Regions from separate parts of the Mus musculus genome. Here region 2 is linked to region 1. The links are chromatin contacts, found by Hi-C or POLR2A ChIA-PET in ENCODE. All regions are on one chromosome and are shown on one strand. Each heading gives the region's core, a stretch centred on a gene start or an enhancer-like site at or near the end of the contact. The rest is flanking DNA. Distances are from core to core; before and after follow the strand shown.

Region 1 (5,739 bases), core at 1,577-4,076:
CCCAGGCAAGACAGGCATTATTCTGCCTTTGCAGGTGAGGAAACGAGGCATAGGATATGGCTGGGTAAAGAGTCTAACCTGCATTCGACTTAAGAGATAATACGAAGTCCTGCCCTGGGCCAGGCAGGCCATGGCTTCTGATGAGTGATAGTTACTGTCTTCTTGACAGCAGAAGTCATTTTCCAGCCTCTACTCCTTAGGGTGGGCATGGGGGTTAATCCCAAACCAGTTTTGGTTTCTTTCTTCATCATCTCGCCTATGACTCCATCTCTCTCTCTCTCACACACACACATATAAACACACACACTTTTTATTTTTTGATACAAGACCTTACTATGCAATTCTGACTGACCTGAAACTCCCTTTTTTAGACCAGGCTGGTCTTGAACTCATAGTGCCTGCCTCCGACTCCCTGGTACTAAGATTAGAAGTATGTGTGCTACTTCTCTTCAGCATGGGTTTTGTTTTGTTTAAGACATGGTTTCACGTAGCCCAGGCTAGCCTTACGCTTCTTCCGCAGTCAAGGATGACCTTGAATTTCTGATCCTCCTCCCTCTCCCTCCCAAGGGCTAAGGTTACAAGGCATGCGCTACCAGACCTAGTTTAAATGGTGCTGCAGATGGATCCCAGGGCTTGGTGTGTGCTCAGCAAATGCTCTACCACCCAGCCCGAGCTCTGGCCTCACAGCCCTTTTTCCTCTAGAGTAAAAATAGACCTGAAAGTTTTGGCCTTTGGGGAGAAGGTTGGACAGAGTCCTTGAAGTTGGGGCAATCCCAGAACCTCCCGATTCTGGCCCCAGCATTTTCTGCTCCAGCCCACCCTCCTCCGGATCTCTGCTCCCTTCTCTCCAGGCTGCTCCTCCCTGCCCCTCCCCTGGGCTCTCTTGAGTTCTGGGAAAGGAAGTCAGGGCCGGGGCCTCAAGACACATGCAGGCCTTGAGCATCAACTTAAGCTCCAGCTGGAGGAGGGGGGCCCTGCTAGGGGAGGAGAGGGCACCTGTAGGTCCCATCCGCCTGTCCCTTGAAGATTTCTGTCTGCTGTCACAGAATCTTTCCTGAGCTCATTTTCAGAGCTTGCTGTGATTGGAGCCCAATTTGAATGAGACCCTGGGAGGGGTTGGATCTTTAGCAAGAGAACCACACCAAGATGTCTTGGGGACCTTAGGAAGGGAAGGCTCTTTGCACTCAGTGGCTCAGAAGGCTGCCTCTTATTTCCTCTCTGTTCTCCCCTCCTCCTAAGACATGTCCCGTACAGACCCACGAACCACAGTGGGAAGGGTCTTGGGGGTCACGGGCCTTCAGATATACTAGATGACCAAGCAAGAGCAGACACTTAGTACAGTCCCTAAGTCCTCCCTTCTTCCCAGTCAGCTGGTACCTGCTGGTCCTAGGGCCAGCATCTGTCTTTTCTTTGATTGACTTAGTCCACAAGACCAACCAAATCTGCCTCTCAGATCTCTGGATCTCTGGAGAGATAGTCTTTTTTTGAGTCGGCTCAGACTTAGTATAACCACTGAACTTGACTTTGGTACCTCTGGGTGGTCCTCAGAAAGTTTCCTCAGACAAAACTGCTGGGAGTCCTTTTGGGTGTTCCTCATGAGCATATACTGTATACATTTTCTTTCTTTAAAAAAACATATATGTATGTATGTGTGTGTGTGTATATATTCATATGTGTATATATATGTATATGTATATACATACACATACACAGAGTGTGTGGTGTGTGTGTGGGCAAAGTGTATGAAGTGTATGGGAGCCTGTGCTTGGAGGTCAGAGTTCAGTTTACACAAGGTGTTATTCTCCTTCCATTTGTATGTTTATTAACTCGATTATTACTTATTCTTCACACTCATCCTACAAGGAGCTGGAGGATGTTGTTCAGTTGGACGAGACCTGGCATAAGGTATCTCTGGGTTCAGTCTTCAGGAACACAAAAAACTGGATGTGGCCCATGACTGTAACCAGTGCTCCGGAAGTACAGGCAGGAGAAGTTCAAGGTCACCCTTGGACTTGGGGCCAGTCTGGGATGCATAGAACCCTGTCTCAGAAAAGAAAAACAGTACAAAAGGCTGGAAGATGGCTGGCTCAGTCAGTGCAGTGTTTGGCTCACAAGCATGAAGGTGTGAATTTGAGCCTCACAACACGTATGCAAATTCCTTATGTGCCATCTAGTGCCAAGGAGGCAGAGACAGAATCCTAGGGCTTCCCTGGTCAGCCAGTTAGCCCAGGTGGCGATCGATCTCCAGGCCATTGAGAGATCCTGCCTCAGAAGAGCAGTTGACTGTCCTGAGACTGACACCCAGGATTGTCCAGTGTCCGGCACGTGTGTAATACATACATGCACATGTGTGCACATACATGCACATGTAATAGGCAGGTGCTGGGGTTTCTTACTTCACACATGAAGAATGGAAGTTCACAGGCCAAACAGCTGAACTCATGGTCAGTATTGAGAGCCCAATGCCAAGAGCCCTGGTGGCTCACGCCTTTTATCCCAATACGAGGGGAGGCAGAGCCAGATGGACCTCTATGAGTTTGAGGCCAGCTTGGTTGGCATGTGTATGTCCCATCGGGGGTGTGAGATATGATACTAGGTTCCTATTGAGACAGTGCCTTATACATAGTCTTGGGGGTAGTAACACAGAGGGTGGGGCTTCTGAACTGGTTGTGAGTGACATGCACATGTGTCTTGGAAGTAGTGGTGGTAGGGAGTATGTTTTCCCACCACTCATAGCATACGAGGGCCTCCTGCATCCTGGATCCCTTAGGTCTCTTAGCCAGAGCCCCAGCAACATCAACTAAGCCAAACCAGATGGAATAAGGATGTCTTGGCCTTGCCCCAGCAGGAAGGTCAGGTATCACAGAGGACCCAGGAAGCAGGAGCGTGTGATGGTAGATGTGAGCTTAGCTAGGTGGAGCTGGGGCTCTGACCTATCTGTGGAGCCCTGGATGAATCAGCCAGACCACAGCCACCCAACTGAAACGAAGGTGCAGACATTTTCTTCTGACCCCCTCCCCCTCCAACGTTCATTTCCTTTTTTCCTTGGGCTTTCCCGTGACAGCTTTACTGGGGTGTGGCACTGGGGCAGTGGCTGGGGGTACAACTCAAGTTCATGGTTAAGTTAAGCTGGGTCCTGGTGACTTGGCCTCTGAGGAAGGTTTTGAGGTTTCTCAGAGTTCACCTAGAGATAGGTGGCAGCCCTGCCTAGAGCGAGTGACCCATGCCCCATCCAGAGGACAGGGCTGCATAGGTATAAGGCTCAGGCACCTCATACAGTCATCCAACATCATCTAAAATACACGGAGGCTTTGAAAATATTCATTTGTCTGTTTGAAATGTGTAGTGTATGATGTATTCAGTACTGGGTTCAAAGTCAGGGAAAACACAATCATCAAAGCTTTTATAGGGCTGCAGAGATGACCTGGTGGTTGATTGGGGGTAGTCCCTGTTCTTCTATAAGATTTCTTTCTTTCTTTTTTAAGATTTATTTTTATTTATATGAGCATACCATAGCTGTCTTCAGACACACCAGAAGAGGGCATCAGATCCCATTACAGATGATTGGGAGCCACCGTGTGGTTGCTGGGAATTGAACTCAGGACCTTTGAAAGAGCAGTCAGTGCTCTTCACCGCTGAGCCATCTCTCCAGCTCTCCCTGTTCTTCTGTAGGCCAATAATTTTCAGCACCCAAGTCTGGTGGCTCACAACAGCCTATAAACTCCCAGGAGATCTGATGCCCTCTTCTGGCCTCTGTGGGCACTACACTCACATGCATAAATCCACACAAATCCACACATACACATTAAGTAACAAATCTTAATTCCCCATTGCACACACACCCCCAACATTATTAAAGGTAAGTATGATGGCCTACTCCTGTAAACCTACTCCTTGGGCGTTAGAGACAGGAGGATCATGAGTTCAAAGCCATCCTTGGTTGTGTAATGAATTTGAGACCAGCCTGGGACACTTGAGACTCTCTCTCTCTCTCTCTCTCTCTCTCTCTCTCTCTCTGTGTGTGTGTGTGTGTGTGCACGTGTGTGTGTGTGTGTGCACGTGTGTGTGTGTGTGTGTGTGTATGTATGTATAAAACAGTCATCCTCCAAATACCATTATTAAAATAACCTTAATTTTCTCATACAACCCAGGTTACATCTAAGAATCTGTAACATAGCTGGTTTTCTCTAGGATACCCAACCAAGTCTTCCTTCAAATCTTGGGTTGAACTTGGACCCAGGAACTACAGTATACCAACAATGCGTAGGCACCTTTGACCAACCATTGGCTCCTCCAGTTGCATTTAGTCACTGTTAAGTGTTTGTATTTAGAAGGTCACTAATGCATATTCTTGTGGCTAGCAGGGCCACAAGAAGGGTTCGTGTGGCAGTCCTGTGGCAATTTGGAAGACGGACTGGTTACTTTTGCACAACATTAGGCAGGTTGACCAGAAACTTCCTCTCACTGGAAAGTGAGGAAATCAAATAAGAGAGGTTTTGGTTTTGTGTTTTGTGCTGGTGTGCCCCTGCTTCCATGCTAGGGAATCAAACCCACTATCTACCCTTGCTAGACAAGTACCCAATGGCTGAGCCATAATCCCCAGCCCCAAGAAGAGGTTTTGGTGAGAAATGACTCCATAGCAGCTTTTGGTTTTGATTTTCTGAGACAGTGTCTCTGCAGTTAACCTTCAACTCACTAAACAGCCCAGGACTTGTCTCAAACACATGGCTCCAAATGCTGGGATTTTGGGCATGGACCAGCAAGTCTGAGGTTGTCAAAAAGCAGCAGTGGGGATGTTGTTGTTGTTGTTGTTGTTGTTGTTTTAAGACAGGCTTTCTCAGCCAGGCGTGTGCCAACACTGCCCAGCTTTTAAAGAGCAGTTTTTTTTAAGTGCTTTGAGTGAATGTATACAAAGAAAAGCCAGCCTCAAACAGAGATGTCATTAGAAAGTGGGGGACCTGTGGATTGAGCTGGAGGACAGTGCTCCTATCAGGACGTCGAGGGCGGAAAGAATGTTTGAAACAGTAGTAAGATGGTGAAGGTGGGCAGGTGTGTGTGTTGTACCTGACTCAGTGTTCAGAAGGAACCTTTGAGGCTTTGGAAGGAAGCCATGTGGTCGGAGCAGTTTAAAACAATTCCCGAGGCTGTAGTGGAATACGGAGGGAGACTCTCCATTAACTTATGACAAGACTTGAAATTAGGGTGTAGGTCGCTTTTCTCACTGCTGTGACCGAATACTGACACAGGCAGCTTCAGGAGAGAAGGGGTTGTCAGGGTTTATATAGACGAGGGGGCTCTAGTCTATCACGGTGAGGAAGAGCTAGCAGCCTGAAGGTGAGGCTCAACCGGTCACATTGCCTCTGCACCCGGGAAGCAGAGAGAGGGAGGTGCGTGCTGGCCCTCAGCTGCCTTTCTTTTGTCTCTGTTTTTATTCAGTCTGAGACCGTCCCCTCCGTGAGAATGCACCCCTCACACTCAGAGAGGCTCGGCCCTCCTCAGTTAAAACCTCTGGAAATGTTTCTGCCTGTGTTTCCTGGGCGATTCCAAATCTGTCCATTAAGAGTCAAGCCCTCCCGTCCTACAGGATGGCAGGAAAGGAGAGGAGGGGGCCGTTTGACAACAGGTTCTGAAGGCTTCAGGAGCAGAACTGGGTAACTGGTAGGAATTAGAGTTATACACAGTTCCCCCTGAGAGGCACCCTGCATATTTCTGCGATGAAGTATGTGGTCTGTGTTGTAC
Region 2 (5,739 bases), core at 1,255-3,754, 52 kb after region 1:
GGTTTGGGGTATAGCTCAGCGGCAGAATACCTGCCTTGTGTTCTTGAGTCTCTCTGGGAACAACCCCAGCACCTCAGGAAGGAGAAAGAAAGGGGCAAGTAGGATATTGTGGCTGACATCTGTAATCCTAGCGCTTGGGAAGCTGAAGCAGGAGGATGTCTGTCAGTTTGATGCTAGCTAGCCTGGGTATATAGTGAATTCCAGGTCAGCCTGGGCTACAGGATGAGATCCTTATCAAAAAGAAAGAAAAGGAACAAGGAACTCCTTTCTTATCAAATCCGACCTTTTTTTTTTTTTTTTTTTTTTTTTTTTAAACCAAGGTTTTGTTGTTGTTGTTTTGGTTTTTTTTGTTTGTTTGTTTGTTTTTTGTTTTTTGAGACAGGGTTTCTCTGTGTAGCCCTGGCTGTCCTGGAACTCACTCTGTAGACCAGCCTTGAACTCAGAAATCCGCCTGCCTCTGCCTCCCAAATGCTGGGATTAAAGGCGTGCGCCACCACTGCCCGGTTTAAACCAAGGTTTTATGCTTGTAACCCAGCTGGCCTGGACCCACAGTAAGCCTCCTGAGTTGAGGGGTTGCAAGAGTGAATCAGCAGGTGTGATCCATCACCTAAAGACCAGTGATTCTCAGCCTTCCTGATCCTTCAACCCTTTAATACATTCCTCATGTTATGCTGACCCCCAACCATAACGTTTTTGTTGATACTTCATAACTGTAATTTTGCTGCAGTTAGGAATCGTCATGTAAATATTTGGGGAGATCGTGGTTTACCAAGGAGGTTTGACCCATACAGGTATAGACCCTTCTGAACCATGTCTCCACCCCATTCCCTCTTTTAGAACTGCCTTTGCTGCCCTAAGAATCGACTTCTTACCATGTTGGTTGAGTGAGTCTCTTTCTCCTTCAGTAGCTCACAGAGAACCTAGACCAGGGTCTTGGATTTCTAGCCACTAACAGTGCCTGGCACCCAGGAGCAGAAGTCTGTGGGATCCCCACTTCAGGACACAGTCCTTGCCTTTCCTTTCCTCTGTCAGCACTTGCCTCGTGCTTGTAGGCTGAATTGGGGAGCCCCATCCTGCAGATGAAGCTACTGAGGCTCCATCTCTTTTCTTAAACTCAAAAGTGGTAGGGCCGCAGGGCGGTGGTGGTGCACCCTTTAATCCCAGCACTTGGGAGGCAGAGGCAGGCGGATTTCTGAGTTCGAGGCTGGCCTGGTCTACAGAGTGAGTTCCAGGACAGCCAGGGGTACACAGAGAAACCCTGTCTGGAGGGGGCGGGGGGAGTGGTAGGGCTAACAATCACCCTTAGGCTGTCCCATTAAAAGCCTTTCATTGGGTTAGGTTTCCAACCCAGGACAAATGGCTGCAGTGCCTGTTTAGCATATCAAAGCAGACTCTGGCCTCCAGCTTCTCCCTGCATCTTTCAGCCCCTGCCTGTCACAGGGCCCTCCTGGCTGGCATACCCTACCCACTACCCTGAACTCCACAGCCTAGGGGGCTGGGCATTTGGTTACCTTGCTCTCTTTGTACCCTGGACCTCTTGGCTGCTCACACGGTTCCCTCTCTACCCTCTCCCTTCCCCCCTCCCCCTCTCATCACAAAGGTCTGGACTCTCCTAGATGGCTTTGCCTCTGGCTGTGCTCTCAACACACCTACAATAAACTTTCTCCTTGGATGTACCTAGGAGGTCATGTCCATTTTGTTGTTGTTGTTTTTAAATCATTCTTATCATTCATCCATTTCCTAAACCTGGGACCAGTCCTTTTTTTTTTTTTCTTTTCATTCATATAGGACATCTGAAAATGCTGACTTGCTTATATACCGAACTTCTGTTTAAGCATTTGTTAATATTTTGTGTGTGTGGGGTGTGTGTGTGTGTGTGTGTGTGTGCCATACATACACGTGTGTTGTTTGTTTGATGCCCTGGGAGGTCAGAAGAGGTCCTAGGGTGCCCTGGAACTGGAGTTACACATGATTGTGAACCACCGCGTGGATGCTGGGAACCAAACCTGGGTCCTCTGCCAGAGCAACGAAAGATCATAATCCCCTAAGCCTTCTCTCCAGCCTGCCCCTAATACCGTCTTTTGTTTTTGATGAGCTGCAGGGGGAATGAGGAGGAATGGTACAAATGAGCTTCATGCTTCTTAGTTAGAAAAAAAGAGGAGCTATTTGGTAATCTGACTTCCAGGGCTCCTGCTTTCCAAGCCTGAGTAGATCTCCCTACCTGGAAGACAGAGAGAGACAGAGAGAGACAAAGACACAGAGACAGACAGAAAGACAGACAGAGAGAGAGAGAGAGAGAGAGAGAGAGAGAGAGAACCACCCAGGCTCTGCCTATTGTCTATTTCACTATGTTCTTCATGAGTCTAGGAAGATACCAAGAGTTTGAAATCAGAGATGACCCAACAAAGACAAAAATTCCTCAAAAATGTGCTCTCTTCCTGGAGGAGTTCCGCTGTCCTTGTCTCTCAGTCCTCAGCCAGGGAGTCCAGGAAGTCTGCAGGCTGTGGTCGGCTGTGGTCGGCTCTGGCCCTCAGCCTGTCTTCCCTGGGACTCAGCTTCCTCTGCCTCCTCACTGGGCCTAGGAACAACAGCAGGCTTCCTTCCTTCCTGTCCCTGATTCTGGCTGCTGCCAGTCTGCACAGCTCTGATCCACTTAGTTTGGTCATTAAATCCTAATCATGGACTCAGATGATCTAGGGTCCCATCCTACCTCTATCTCTCTTTTTGGGTTTCTCTGTGTAGCCCTGGCTGTCCTGGAATTCTCTTTGTAGACCAGGCTGCCCTCGAACTCACAGAGATCTGCCTGCCTCTGCCTCCAGAGCTCTGAGATGAAAGGACTGTGTGTGCCACCACACTGGCTGCTCCCTGCACCTCTTACTGGCTGGGAGCCTTAGGTAGTTTACTTCACCTCCCTATGCTCTGGTTATTCATCTGTAATATGAGGATAGTCTTTAATCCCACCACTCCAGAGACAGAGGCAAGTGGATCTCTGTGAGTTTGAGCCTTGTCTATAGAGTTAATTCCAGAACAGACAGGGCTACACAGAGAAACCCTGTCTCAGAAAACTAAAATTAGTAAAGTGAATATGTGTGTATGTATGTATGTATGTGTGTGTGAAGTATGAAACAATTCTAAAAAAATTCTAAAATTAAATGAATAAAAATTAAACATGAGTAACATAACAATGTATTTGGGCATTAAAAGTTTTTTCTAGCCAGGCGGTGGTGGCGCATGCCTTTAATCCCAGCACATGGGAGGCAGAGGCAGGCAAATTTCTGAGTTCGAGGCCATCCTGGTCTACAAAGTGAGTTCCAGGATAGCCAGGGCTATACAGAGAAACGCTGTCTTGAAAAACCAAAAGAAAAAAAAAGTTTTTTCTAGGGGTTGAGTTTGCTGAGAAGAAGATCTAGTCTGGGCTAAAGTTATTTAAATATAATATTAGTATTCTCTTAGTCAACTTTAAATATGTATTAAAACAAATTTGTGATCTATGAAATGTATGTTAAAATATCGTATTTACATGGGCCTGTCTCCTTGGGTTCTGGGGATCAAATTGGGGTACTTACGTTTACAAGGCAAGCACTCACTATCTCCCTAGCCCAGCAAACATGCTTGATCAGGCACATACACACACATTTTTTTAGATAAGGTCTCTCTATGAAGCCCTGGCTGACCTGAAGTTCACTCTGTAGACCAAGCTGGCCTCAGACTCACAGAGATCAACCCACCTCTGCCTCCTCATTGCTGGGACTAGAGGAATGCACCACCATAGACAACCTAAGATTATTTTAATTTGTGTGTGTCTGTGTGTGTGTGTGTGTATGCGTGCTCACATACATATGCATGTGTACATGCTTACATGCGTGCAGATACCATGTAAAGAGGCCAGAAGAGGGGTGGTGGATCCACCAGAATTAGAGGTATAGAGGGCCGCTAGCCTCCATATGGTGCTGGGAACTGAACTCGGATCCTCTCTGAGAACAGCCAGTGTTCTTAGCCACTGAGTTGTGTCTCTCTCTTCAGCCCCTTCTCTGTCTCTCTCGCCTCCAAGTCTTACTTTGAGGTCCAGGCTGGACTGTGGGATAATCCCAAAGCCTTGTCCCCACGCATGACGTGGTGGACTATAGGTGTGTACCGCCACACCCAGATTCTCTTCTCTTCTCTTTCCTTTTGGAGGCAGGGTCTCCTGTTTCTCAGGCTAGCCTTGAACTCCTACCCAGCCGGAGATGACCTTGAACTGCTGATCCTCCTGACTTCATCTCCCAAAGGCTGGAGCGGTAGTCATGAGTGACTAAGTTTGGCTTGCTTTTCCTTTCATCTGTCCTGGCCCAACCCCGGGATTCTGTAAATTCTCAATTATTCACGCTGTGGAGAGCTAAGGGGGCAACTGCAAATGAGAGAATACATTAATAAATTAGGAAACGCATTTGCCCTCTGATAATAAGGTTATTGTTATGGATGAAGAGGCTTGACCCAGTAGATTTTTGATTTGAGAGGAATTATATCCAGTGTAGGAGGGGGCTGGCCCCTGGGAATTTCCAGTATGAAAAGGCACGAGGAAGCACCCAGAGGCAGTGTGCTGATGCAGGAAGTTGTGGGCTTGTTTTGCTGTTTGTTTTTTGTTTTAGTTTTTTGGGGGGGTGGGAGTGGGGGTTCAAGACAGGGTTTTTCTTCGTAATCTTGGCGGTCCTAGAACTAGCTCTCTCAACCAGGCTGGCTTCGAACTCTCAGAGAGCCGCCTGCCTTCTGCCTCCCAAGTGCACGAGCTGCCACAGCCTGGCAGGTTTGTTTGTTTTTTTGAGACGGGGGTGTGTGTGTGGGGTGTGGTGGTGGTGGTGGAGGGGGTCTTACTACATTTCTCTGGTTGGCCTGGAACTCACTGTGTAGTAGACCCGGCTGGCCTTGAACCCCCAGAGATTCGTAAACGTGACTGGATTTATTTGGTTTTGTTTTTTGACACGGGGTCTCCTGTAGCCCATGTTGGCTCTAAATGCAATGCATAGTTGGGGATGCCCCTGGGTCTCCGGTTCTCCTGCTTCTTTACCGCTTAAATGCTGGGCTCAGAGACATCTACCAGCAGGCTCAGTAGTGTGAAGATAAAACTCTTTATGCAGAGGTACAAGAAAAAAGAATTTGAGTCCTGCCTAGGGAAAGTCCTACAGCTCTCAGCTGTTTCTGAATCGCTTGCAGATGATGTCGAGCCTGGTGGCACTCACCTATGATCCTACCGTTTGGAAGGCTGAGGCGGGAGTTCAAGACCAGCCTGGGATACCCAGTAACACCATCTCACTTACACACATACACACACACACACACACACACACACTCACTCACACAAAGCATGATGTCAGGACTATATAATCCCAGTGTTCAGGTAGAGGTAAAAGGGGTTCAAGGCCATCCTTGACTACATAGTAAATTCAAGGCCAGCCTGAATGACATGAAACCCTGTCTCAAAAAACAAAAAGGGGGCTGGAGAGATGGCTCAGCGGGTAAGAGCACTGACTGCTCTTCTGAAGGTCCTGAGTTCAAATCCCAGCAACCACATGGTGGTTCACAACCATTCGCAATGAGATCTGGTGCCCTCTTCTAATGTGTCTGAAAACAGCTACAGTGTACTTACGTATAATAAATAAATCTTTAAAAAACAAAAAAAGAAAAAAAAAAACAAAAAGGAAAAATAAATCATAATAGGGCCAGAGATGTGGCTTGCTGGTGACAGGTCTTGCTGTGCATGCA

The links. Hi-C counts contacts between places; a loop is a spot of excess contacts on that map. ChIA-PET counts read pairs that join two places held with the same protein, here RNA polymerase II (POLR2A).
Region 2: a map of mature B cell shows a loop between it and region 1 (2.4-fold over the local background). The contact joins two enhancer-like sites. A Hi-C loop is called at or near these places in 6 of 37 maps with a recorded cell type or tissue (heart, mature B cell, mouse embryonic stem cell and 1 more). POLR2A ChIA-PET finds 5 or more read pairs at or near these places in 4 of 5 experiments (all embryonic stem cell).

The regions. Positions count from the first base shown.
Region 1 is chr17:47,512,690-47,518,428 of GRCm38, forward strand. It overlaps a transcript of Ccnd3 not described here. Among named protein-coding and RNA genes, the nearest start is that of Taf8, 13 kb to the left of the region's middle. Within about 2 kb of position 2,827, at least 1 of the 3 ENCODE cell types and tissues checked has a DNase peak (open chromatin) inside an H3K27ac peak, as active enhancers do; it is heart, where a contact is called at or near this core.
Region 2 is chr17:47,564,932-47,570,670 of GRCm38, forward strand. It overlaps a transcript of Ccnd3 not described here. Among named protein-coding and RNA genes, the nearest start is that of Gm41590, 21 kb to the left of the region's middle. Within about 2 kb of position 2,505, at least 1 of the 3 ENCODE cell types and tissues checked has a DNase peak (open chromatin) inside an H3K27ac peak, as active enhancers do; it is heart, where a contact is called at or near this core.